3 separate regions of the Homo sapiens genome follow, and all the other regions are linked to region 1. A link is an interaction called in ENCODE POLR2A ChIA-PET data of the cell type or tissue named here. Cell type or tissue: B cell. All regions are shown on one strand. Region 1 overlaps NTNG1 (netrin G1). Region 2 overlaps NTNG1 (netrin G1). Region 3 overlaps NTNG1 (netrin G1).

Evidence for each region. ChIA-PET counts read pairs that join two places held together with the same protein. Peaks named below come from ENCODE experiments on the same cell type or tissue, not always from the same donor. Only the 100,000 strongest peaks of a DNase experiment are listed, where the experiment ranks them.
Region 2: POLR2A ChIA-PET joins it to region 1 with 5 read pairs; 1 of 35 experiments calls an interaction of 5 or more read pairs at or near these places.
Region 3: POLR2A ChIA-PET joins it to region 1 with 6 read pairs; 2 of 35 experiments call an interaction of 5 or more read pairs at or near these places.

What each region holds. Positions count from the first base shown.
Region 1 is chr1:107,452,629-107,456,628 of GRCh38, reverse strand. All of the region lies in intron 7 of NTNG1 (netrin G1), which reads right to left. Among named protein-coding and RNA genes, the nearest start is that of NTNG1, 310 kb to the right of the region's middle. In B cell, no CTCF peak of the experiment used is centred here; a DNase peak (open chromatin) is centred at 1,665; H3K4me3 peaks cover 703 bases; H3K27ac peaks cover 2,279 bases.
Region 2 is chr1:107,245,009-107,249,008 of GRCh38, reverse strand. All of the region lies in intron 2 of NTNG1 (netrin G1), which reads right to left. Among named protein-coding and RNA genes, the nearest start is that of NTNG1, 110 kb to the right of the region's middle. In B cell, no CTCF peak of the experiment used is centred here; DNase peaks (open chromatin) are centred at 668 and 1,848; H3K4me3 peaks cover 827 bases; H3K27ac peaks cover 2,266 bases.
Region 3 is chr1:107,268,867-107,272,866 of GRCh38, reverse strand. All of the region lies in intron 2 of NTNG1 (netrin G1), which reads right to left. Among named protein-coding and RNA genes, the nearest start is that of NTNG1, 130 kb to the right of the region's middle. In B cell, no CTCF peak of the experiment used is centred here; no DNase peak of the experiment used is centred here.

The sequences.
Region 1 (4,000 bases):
GTGTGGTATCTGCAGCCACATCAAAGGCTATTCTAAAATCCAGCTAGGAGTATTGATAAGCGAGCAGGCCTACCAAGGGTTCTACTTGATTCTGGTGGGAGCTCTGAGAGAGGCATGGCTGATTTATCTGAGTGGGAGTAATCCTCCAATACTACAGTCTCTGGGATTAGGCATGGACCTACAAGAGACTCCAAAATCAGATAGCATGAGACAGAACTTGCTCATGCTGTGTACAAATCCCACTCTCTCTTCAAAAGATTAAAAGTAGGAATGTAGACATCTTCTTAGCATCTAAGGGCCTTCATTTTGTTAAACCCAGCTAGCTCACAGCCAAGTGAGCCTTTGGCTTATCAGACCAGGGTTGAAGGGTGTCAAGTCTTCCTATGCATCACTTTATTATCTTACTACTCACTTTAAAAAGATCCATCCATGCAATTTAAAGCCCCAAGTGATTCCAGGATGCTTTTCACTGCTCCTTCACGGCCTTTGTCTTTCATTGCTCATCCCTCTTGGCATGTAATGGTTTTCTGTTTCTAAGATGAAATGACCTGCCTCCCATCATCATAGGACACTGTGTTATGACCTGGGGAATCGTTCTATCCCTTCTCGAAATGGGTGCATCCTTTCAAACCTCTTCAGGGATTATTTCGTGGCACCTCTCCATGTTTTCAAAGATCCTGTTTTTAGGATGTGCAATCACTATATTGAGCTATCTCTACTTTTCCTCATACACCATTTTAGAAGGAATGACAGGCACAGGACATGGAGCTGAGACAGGGTGTCTGCTACTGGCAGCTAATGATTTGATGATGAAGAGAATTCTTACCATTCCTGTCTCCGGGGCAACAGAGGCAGCCTGACCATGTAGCACTGACACGACAGCATGAAAGTTGCTACCACAGTAAAAGGCTCATCCGCGTATTGTTCTTGTCATGCTCTCCAGTGCTGTCACCTCATTTCACAGAAATGGCTGCAGTGCAACAGCAGTTACCTTCCATCTCACCACAGAGCTGTGGAGTAGAGTCACTTTGTGGTTGCCCTGCCTGTCTGAGAATATTGGGCTCTCAGAGCGAGTCAGGCATTTATTACTTTTTACGCACACTAACACAGCTGTTGAAGAAGAACAAGCCTGCTGCTTTGGAAAAGATGGGCACCTTCCTGCTTCCAGCATCCAACCCTCAGGTTCACTTGATCCTGAGCACCACATTAGGCTACTGGACAACACTGTGCATAATGACTTTTTATTGCTTTTTAAAGTCACCATGGGCTGGGCGTGGTGGCTCACGCCTGTAATCCCAGCACTTTGGGAGGCTGAGGCGGGAAGATCACTGGAGGTCAGGAGTTCGACACCAGCCTGACCAACATGGTGAAACCCCGTCTCCACTAAAAATACAAAAATTAGCCGGGCATGGTGGCACATGCCTGTAATCCCAGCTACTTGGGAGGCTGAGGCAGGAGAATCACTTGAACCTGGGAGGTGGAGGTTGTAATGAGCTGAGATCGCCCCATTGCACTCCAGCCTGGGCGACAAAAGCAAATCTCAGTCTCAGAAAAAAAAAAAAAAAATAGTCACCATGTGAGTGACTAATGTTCAAGAGTCTTCCTCATTCTTGCCTCTGCTTCCCTACAAGGCTTACCACAGAGTTGGCACAGCACTGTGCTCACACGTAGCACCTGAACGATGAATGTATGTTGGTGTGGGGTGGAGAGGAAGAGAGCTGGGTTTGAGCCTCATTCATTTCTCTTCTAAATTCCTGACCTCAAATGTGCTTCACCTCTGTAAGCTTGGTTTCCTTATCTGTAAGAAGCAAAAAATGGTATCTTCTATTATAGGGATATTGCAAAGATCAGATAAAATGATGCGAAGAGCCTGCCATGATGATGATGTTGGAATAAGGTTACCTCTTTTTCATATATGATCCAGTGACTAAATAGATGATAGCTATTTATGCATGCTATTTCCTCCTTTGGGTATTAATTAGTGAAGTGACATGGGGTCTGCTTATTGGGCCACAGTTTGATGTTTATTTATCTAAATTTTTGACAGGTTTGAGGAATTGGTCAGAGTGATTTTTTTTTTTTGGTAAAAAGACACAGGATATTTGGCTTGAATTGCATCATTTGCATCCTTGGAATGAAAGCCCGTTGTTTCCGTTAACATCTTAGGCCTATGAGAATGGGTAGGGACTATGTCTCAGCAGTGTCTACTTTACGGCAGGGTCTCTCCTCTGCATGCAAGTAAACACTGTCCTTGTGAGCTGGTAATCTGAGTATAACTTGCTTGTGCAAAGTATGCATGGGTGCAATAGTTGTTGATTCTGAGAAATAAATTCACTGCACACAGAGGGCAGTGAACAAACATTTGTTCCTGATAAATGATAAACAGATAGTGAGAGAGAATTGGTAAGCCTTGTCAGTCACTGCTTGCTTTTATCCTAAAGTCTCTTTCTCTGTTGTGTGGTATTGTTTGTGTTTACCAACACTCCCATTAATGAGTACTGAGGGCTGTTTTCATTTCACTGAAAGCAAACTGATCCTGTAGCTGGGCTGTGGTCCAATATTAGAACACTGCAAGTTCCTATTACCCTCCTGGTTCTAAAGGAGGGTTGGGCTTGAGGTGGGTTTATTTTGGACCTATCACAGTGAGTTGGTGTGGCATGTGGGGCAAGGAGTCAAATCTGTATTTTGATTTTATAATAGCTCTATCAGCTACTAGTTGTTTGCTTTGAGCATATTAAGTTCTCTGAGACTCAGTTTCCTCATCTCTAAAATGAGTATATTAGCACTCCTTTGCAGGGTTATTGGAAGAATAAATAAAGTAACATGTGTGAAATGTCCAAGCATACTGATGGCACAAAGTGTGTTTATTACTGAAATAATTTTAAATTTAGTTTAATTTATAAAGTGGTTACAACATGAGAGTTTTTATGTGTAAGAGTCTAGCCCACTTCCCTACATGGCATCCACTTTCCTCTTTATTAAAGTCATGGCAGTTTGAAAAGAAAGACGTAGTCAGCAGGAAAATCTTAAGTACATTGTAGAAGAAATCCAGGCTTATGCTGGACCGAAGAAACCCCCTGGGAGGCTTTGGTCATGATCTCTATTCATATTTTCAAACACACTCTTCAGTAAGTAATGCACACTCTTGTAGCTGGAAACTAGATACCTGCTGAGGGAAAGAAAAGATCCCCAGTGAACTACTGTCTTCTCTTAAAATGAAATGCGTTTGTAGTGTCCTTTTTGACTGTCAGTTTCTGGATGAAGTTTTAGATGAAAATCCATATCCTAGAGGAACATTATTTTCTGTACTAGTGTTAAAGTTGGAGCTAGGAATAGGTGGTGCTTTGCCTTCTTGATGAAAAAGAAGTATAAGACTTCCTTTGCCTCCACATTTATTAACAAACTTGAAGTTTACTGTGCTGCTTTACAAAAAAAATAAAATTCTAATTTGAAGTCAGACACAAGAGAAAATTCTTTCTTTCACTAAAACAAAGGATTAATGCTGACCACTGTTGAGACACCGAACAGTCTCAGTGTCACTGAACATTCAGGAAAGTAAGCCACAGTGAATGGAAGATCCATACTCTGCCTCAGCATACTCAGAGGGAATCCTGAGCAATGCTGGGGGCCTCAGGCACTCTCTAGAAGTTAGTTACCTCCTTAGGGCCAAGGAATGAGACCAGGGATTGTCACGTACCTCCTCAGTAAAGGATGGACTTTCAATTCTTTATACTTCTACTCCCCATTTGTTTTAGTCCATTTTGCGTTGCTATAGCAGAATACCTGAGACTGGGTGATTTATAAAGAAAAGAATTTTATTTAGCTTATGGTTCTCCAGGCTGGGAAGTTCAAGGGCATGATGCTGGTTTCTGGAAAAGGTATTCCTGCTTCATTGTATCATGGCAGAGAAGGTCAAAGGGGAAGCAGACACTTGGAAAGAAAGAAAACCCAAGGGGCATCCTGCCTTTATACCAACCCATTATCAAGGGAACTAATCCAT
Region 2 (4,000 bases), 210 kb after region 1:
TTTTTTTTTTTTTTGTACTTTTAGTAGAGACAGAGTTTCACCATGTTGGCTGGGCTGGTCTTGAACTCCTGACCTCAGATGATCCGCCTGTCTTGGCCTCCAAAAGTTCTGGGATTATAGGCATGAGCCACCACCCCCGGCCTAACTTTTACATTTCAATCAATAATAATAAACCTCTGATGAAGTAAACCACCAACATTCTTAAGGATTTATAAGCCAGATATACATACAAGTATACCTGTGCCCATTCATGAAAGAATGATGTGAAATTCAGTACTTTGGGAATAAAGAACAGTCTTGCATTTTCACCACCCTCCTGGATTTGGGATGTGACCAGAATAAGAAAGTTGTATAGTAACCGACAGGTTAATAAAATCGCTTATATTGTGATCGTCATTATAGATTCAGTGAACTCTACTTGGTGGCCAAAAGCAATGAAAAATGCTTGTCTTAAATCACAGAAGACCTGAGGACAAGTGGGTAGTGAAAGTACGCTAGGTAATCTTAGTTCCTTAGTAAGATTAACTCCTTGTTACCTCTCATGTCTGTTGAGCACCAAATTTGTAAAGGCAGCTACAAATCCCAGACTTTCCTAAACCAAAAACTGGCTTCACCACCTGCTACTCCCTCTAGAAATTGGAGAAGACATCGTATTACATAGGTGAACCCAATAGCATTGTGACATGATGCTGCCACTGCCATCATCGAAGTGATCATGAATGAATCCTCACCATTCTCATTCAGGAGTCAAGACCCCAAACAGAATGATCTGGTTAACAAAGGCAAGGTCACAGGACTGAGCCCCAGCTGCCAAGAGGCCTGAAAACTTTCATTTCTCTTTCTTAACTTCTGACTTGGAGACAAGGTACCTTATTACAATAATAGTATACACAGTGGCATTTTCCATTTAAATAGAATGGCATGTTGGCAGTAGGATTGCTAAAAAATAAAAGAAAAAAAGAAAAAAGTCTACTACCGTGGCAAGGGATCATTTTGAATGACCACTCCTAGTTCTATGGGAACTCTACAACTATCTAAATGAAGGAACAACTGTAGTTGGTGAGTCTGAGCCTCTCCATCCACTTTTCACCTCATCTGTGCAGCACCAGACTGACTTCACTGCACTGGCTTCACTTGAAAAGGTGGGTGTCAGACACATATTAACTGAGCAGAGAACCACAAAGCTTCTCAAGGTCTGGATAGCTGATGGAGCCCACAGCTGAGATTTGCTTCACTTGACATTGATATTGGTTTTTTGTTTTTGTTTTTTATAAGATAACTCATTTGTTAGGAGTAAATGAGATCTTCTCCTTTATGTGGCAAATGGTTGGCATTACAAGTTTGACATTCAGGAACCCGACAAAGAAAAGCTGATCATGTTATCTGGAGGGGAGGGAAAAGGTCAAGTTCTAAGATTGGGACCCAAACTCACAGTATTAAGGCAAAAATTGAAGAGAAGGTCCATGTTTTCGAGCATAGGTCTGTCAAGAATTCACTAACACACACTGAAAGACGTTATTATACTCACTTTACAGAAGAAGAATCAGAGTCTTAAGTATTTTAAGTAACTTGTATGACTTTGCATGATACAGCTCATCAGTAGTAGAGAAACTTGGCCTATCTAACTCCAAGCTCTGTGCTAGCCATTACATGATCTTCTTAGCTTGTTTCTCTCCTTTTCATCACTCTGTAGCCTCATTTTAAACTTACGACTGAAAGAGATAGAAACACAAAGAAAAGACCAGCTAATTAAGTAATGATTATTTCTAAGCAAGATTGAGGGTGCTGTTGTGGCATGATTAATGGTGCGACAAGTCCCACTTAGTATTCAGGAAATGACCAATTGCATGAGTGCAGACACAAAGTCTCAGAAGGTTACAACTATTCTTATGGAGAATTACCCTTTCGGCTTCTTCCACCAGAGCCTCACAGTGGTCTCCTCAAATGTACTTTAGTGAAAAATCAAGTAGGAAGACAGCCTCATCTCCGAATCCGCTGGGTTTCTAGGGTGACAGCCACATCAATAAAGCCACAGAGAAGTGGCAGATAATGTGACATGTCTTTATAGGAATAACCCGATGCCTGGCTGATAGCTGTAGTTCTCACCAAGAAAGGAAGCGTACGATGGCTATTACAATTTACATATGGGTGTTGTATATCATGAAAAATTAGATTTACTATATAAATAAATTTAACCTCTGTTATAAACAGGATCTTGGATTTTATGTGTGATTCACTGAAAAGCTCCTTTAAGTAGTCAGTTTTCCTATTATATTTACATTTTTTATAACTTACTATACAGGGGCTCTGAGATTGCAAAATTTAAGATTTCAGCATTAGTAGCTACCGCAATAAAAAATTAAGCATAGGTAAAACACATTTTTAAAATTATAATGTATATATTATATTACAGGAAATAGGAGTAGATGAGAAAAATCAAATGGAAACCCAGCCACTCACGATTATGACTACTACATCAATTGAGGTTTAAAGGTATTTCCCCATTGTAAAACAGGGATTAATATATTTATAATAGTATCATTTAAAAACAGTTGCATTTAAGCTTTCCTTTCCCACAAGGACATTTTTTTTTTTTTTTTGCTTAAACAAGGAGAATAAAACTCTCATATTGACTTTATATTGTATAGCCTACTACTAATAATTAAATAAACTCAAGCCTGTAATCCCAGCACTTTTGGAGGCCGAGGTGGGCACATCATAAGGTCAGGAGATCGAGACTATTCTGGCTAACACGGTGAAACCCCGTCTCTATTAAAAATACAAAAATAATTAGCCAGGCGTGGTGGCAGGTGCCTGTAGTCCCAGCTACTCAGGAGGCTGAGGCAGGAGAATGGCATGAACCCAGGAGGCGGAGCTTGCAGTGAGCGGAGATCACACCACTGTACTCCAGCCTGGGCAACAGAGCAAGACTCTGTCTCCAAAACAAAACAAAACAAAAATAATAATTAAATAAAATCTCCTATAGCAACAAATGTTTTTAAACTACTAATCTAGGGATGTAAAATTTACAGCTGATATATATGAAATAAATTTTGTTTTAATAAGAGAATTACAAGGATACATATCATTTATTGACCACCTAGTATGTTTCTGGCTTTAAATGAGGCTGTTTATTCATTATAACATGTAATAGAACAATTTTTGGGATAGGTATTACTTCCATTTAATAGATGAGAAAATAGTGACTTAGTATTAACACCTAATTAAAAAGCGCATGGGTGATAATACGCAGCAAGCCATTCAAACCTTGATGTGTTTCTGTGACTCTTAATCCCTACGCATTTGCTTTTCACCCTTGGCTACATAAAACAACTGCAATGAAAGTATTTTCCTAGATTAACGTTCTGTAAATCATTCAAATAAGTAGCATCAAATTAGACTAAGAAAACAGTATTGATTACAAACAATAGTAAAAGCAAGACAATAAATATGAATAAAAAGAAATATACATAAATGGAGAAAAGCAAATTAAACTTGAAAAATCATTTCAATTTAAAAACTAAGCAGTGGTGGCAAGAGCAGAGATTCTTTTTTCTTATAATAGCCAAATAGGCTGATGGCTCATTTCTTTGTACAGCAACATTCTGATTTTTCTCCTGAAGCTGGAAATGCCTATTTACCAGAATGAGAAAAATACTTACACTTACGTAAACTGCAGTGGTAAATTATGCATGCTCAATTAATCCACAAGTATAGCCCTGGGTTTGCTCAAGGTTTTTCAAGCATAAGATGCAGGTGCCATGCTGATAATTTATCAACCACTGGATTTTTAGTCATCTATTCAGATTAGCCTGATAGTGTATGAAGTGTTTATTGTTTAAAAGGAATTTGCCTGGATAAATTCCTGCCGCTGTCCCTCCCCCACCACATCATTCATTATTGAGCTCTATAGATGTGAAAGATGAACACTTATGGGTCTTTTTTTGATACAGTTCCGAGAAAGTTCTGTTAGCTAACAAATCCAGCCCACAATAAATCT
Region 3 (4,000 bases), 180 kb after region 1:
TTAAGCATTTGTACTTAATGGTTAGACCAAGATAATGCCTACCTGCTTAATACAACACTAATGAAGGCCAAATGTATACATTACATCATTTTTAAGATTTGGTTTTCAAGTGACTTAGAGAGCACTATTAAACCTCAATATTGCCCCTTGACAACTTTTCTTACATACAGAATGGCTTTCACTTGCTCAACTGTATACATGGGGAAATGGTTCCTTCTGGGGGTTGACGGCTGCTTCTGAGTGTTTTCAGGTATTCTATACCTGAATTCTGTATAGACAGGCTGAGCACATAAATAACCTTCCCAAGAGAAGTTCCCATCTTGCGCCACGTACCTGTGGGAATTCACTGCAACAAAATGCCCTGGAGGGCTGATTTGAATACCATGTTCCCAGTGGAATTCTTTCTAAGATGCTCATTTATTAACCACCAAGGATTCTGATGCTTAGATTAGCCCAGCAGAGAGCTAAATAGTGGTGGAGCAAATGGAGAGAATCATTAGTTTATAAACTCAAGGAAGGAACAATGATGATTATCTGTGTTCCCGAAAAAAAGCTCAGGGAAGGAAACATTTTGCCACATGGAAAAAACATTATTCGAGAAAGAGACTGAGGAAAGTTCTTTTAGACCCTTTAAGAATATTATTAGTAGTATTATTAGTAATATTATTATTATTCAAAATCTAGACAATACTATTATTGATGATAACTAACTGAGCCATTTGCAAAAGCATGGTATTGACACAACGAGGTGCTCGATAAATATTTGTTGGAGAGTCACTTAAGAACACCAAGAATGTTTTACCAAGCTGATTTCCATTTGACTTTTAAAAGTTTTCTGCATCACTATTTGGTCAGAAGGGTATTTTAACTAGAAGAGACAGTTTTAGCTTAAAACTCTGAATCATTGTTTTTAGAACAGGTACTAAACTTGACAGAACAAGGTCTTACCTCCCCATAATTCCTTCTTTTCATTAATGTCATTTTTTAAAATGCATTTAAAAGACAGTGTATGCCCTAGATTTTGAAGTCACTAATATATATTCATGAAGCAAACATGATTGGAGTGTTATTCTGCAAAGCTCTATATCTTATATTCTTGTCTCTGATTAGTAGAATTTTTTTTTCACCTAAAGATGGGGAAACATCCATTTTACCAGATTTGGAAAAGTCAACTACATTTCTCTGTGTTGTATACATAACTTTACCTCTAATATCTATTTTTAATGAAGTATCCATCTACAGCAAACTAAAGGTTACAATAGAATATATCAGTTTGTTATTGTAACGAAGCTATTTTGGATTCTTATTCTTCGCTGGTCTGGGTTATTAAAATCTTTGATGTCTGCTAGTTATTAATGTGTTTTTGTTGTTTTGTTTTAAATACAACTTCTGAGTATAGGGAATTAATTATTTATAAGCTGAATATGGAAGAAAATGGTAAAGGAAAACATGGAGGTTACAAACAATAGTAATAAAGGCCTGAAGAGGTTAAATTTGCTTAGGTTAGACTTGATTTCTAACTGGTTTGTGTGATTATAATTCTTACAATATCCTAAATGACGAGTTAATGGGTGCAGCACAGCAGCATGGCACATGTATACGTATGTAACTAACCTGCACATTGTGCACATGTACCCTAAAACTTAGAGTATAATAATAAAAAAAAATTCTTACAATATCAATTAAAATATAGTTTGGATTGATTTATGCTACCTGGAGTACAAAATTACAATCTGTATCTTTATAGACAAAGTTATTGTAACTATTTAAATTATCTTAATTTTAGATTTGTGTCTATTGTTTTCTACTTTTTGTGGTAAGCAATCTGCTTTTTAAATCCTTTTGGTTGAATATGTAGAACACTTTCTGTTGCTTATAATTTCTTCATTATTTTAAATGAACTTACTTGATGTGTAGTCTAATTCCTTTATCATCAGAATCATCCTATATGTTGTGTATTGTTCTGGAGAGAGTGCTTTCACAATATAAGTGTCTTCTCTTAAAATAAATATTATATTATGCAAACAAAACAAACTTTCCAGCAAATGTAATATAAATGAAAAACTTAATTTTTAAGTTCAAAGAAATATGTCAGACCATGACTCAGAGAAAGGAGCAAGCACTGCACTTTGGCGGGTTGGGGGTGGGGGGGCGGGGGCGGGGGCGGGGGCGGGAATCCATATATTCAGATTAATGGGTTTTGTTTAGAAAGTGAACAAAAAGTTTATATCTTGGAGATAATATATCCAGCTCCAAATTATGAACTACTGGTAAACAGCTCTTCCTACAGCATAAGAGAACCCATTAATAACATCAGAAATACTGGTAAATATGTATTGAGTGTTATATAGGAATTGTTTATTTCTATCATCATGACAACCTTATTATTCCCATTTCAAACATGAGAAAACTGTGTCTTAGAGATGTTGAGCAATTTGTCTGATGTTACTGAGATGAAAATTCAAAGAGCTTAGATTCCAAATGAACAAGCCTGATTCCAAAGCCTGAACTTTGACATCATGAGAATAAGTGAAGAAATAAGCCAACCATGGCAGTCTACAATGAGATTTTCATATCTTACTAAACTATCTGTGGAAATAATAAAACAGTTTTCACTATAACAGAAAAAACTCAATACAAATAACAGGTCAAAAAAATGCTAAGAAAATAATAAAAGAATATACAGCACATTAAGTTTGTTTTCTGTTTTAAAAAGTTACTCACTGTTTTACATCTGTCTTTCTGTTTAAGGTGACTTGGATTTTTGGTTTTCACCAACTTTGGAACAGTTTGCTGTGCAGAAGCCCAGCTTGAAATAAAATGGCAGTTGATGATATTTTTCATATTGGCATACTTTGAGTAATATTCAGTGGCTTTTCAATGGCATTTGGAACATAAATAGAAATTACTGAGCCAGCTATGCTAAAAGCAAAACAATTGCTTAGACCACTATTGTGAGGGCATCCGTACAGAACTGTTTAAAGCTGCTGATGTCTATGTGTTCATTTAAGTTTATGATATTTAAAGGCAGAAGTCTGAACGTGAAAAGAAAGAAAATCTCTAAAAGTAACTCAACCATGGAATCTGCTAAGTAGTCTAAAGATATAAAATGTAACATGCCAAGTTTACAACCATAAGAATCTTACTCTACACTAGTATATTTAGCTGCAGAGCTAGAAGAAATGACTGATATCCTAGTCTCCCATAATCAATTAAGAGGAACATTCATTCATTTATTCAATTAACAAATGTTTTCTTAAGCACATTCCATGTATCAGATGTTATTCTAGGTATTGGGGATAAAGACAAATGATGGGAAGGGGGAACCTATAGAATCCCTGTTATCACAAAGCTGCCTTCATGTGGATAATAATAGCCAACAAACAAACAAACTAACATTGTATATCGGAAAGCAGTAACTGTTACGGGGAAAAACAATAAAGCAGGGTAAATAACTGGAAATGCCAAGGGTAGAAATGAGGATACTATTTTAATTAGGTGATAAAGTAAGATTTCACTGAAAAGGTGCCAAATGAGCAGAGAATTGAGGAAAATGAGAGAATGGGAGTGAGTCATGTAGATTTGGGAAGTAAGAAAATTCCAGCCAGAGAGAATAGCAAGTGCAAAGGCCCTTCAGTGAAGGCATCCTTGAAGATGTAGTAGAAGCCAAAAGAGAGTCCTACAGGATTTGTAAACTAACAAGGAGGAGATTCGTAGGACATGAAGTCAGGGAGGTAGCTGGGTCACTAAAAATAGATTGACTTTTATTTACTAGAGATATTGAGTCACTGGAAAGTGTTTTAACAGAGGAGTGACATGGCATGCCTTACATTAAAAAAAATTTGTACTGAATGCCATCTTGATAAAAGATTACAGGGAGTAAGGGTGGAAACAGACCAGATAGATTACGTCAGTTATCCACATGGGAGATGACAATGGCTTGGAGGGTTGGCTCCTAGATATATCTGTTGATAAATTGGATGTGATAAAGAAAAGAAGC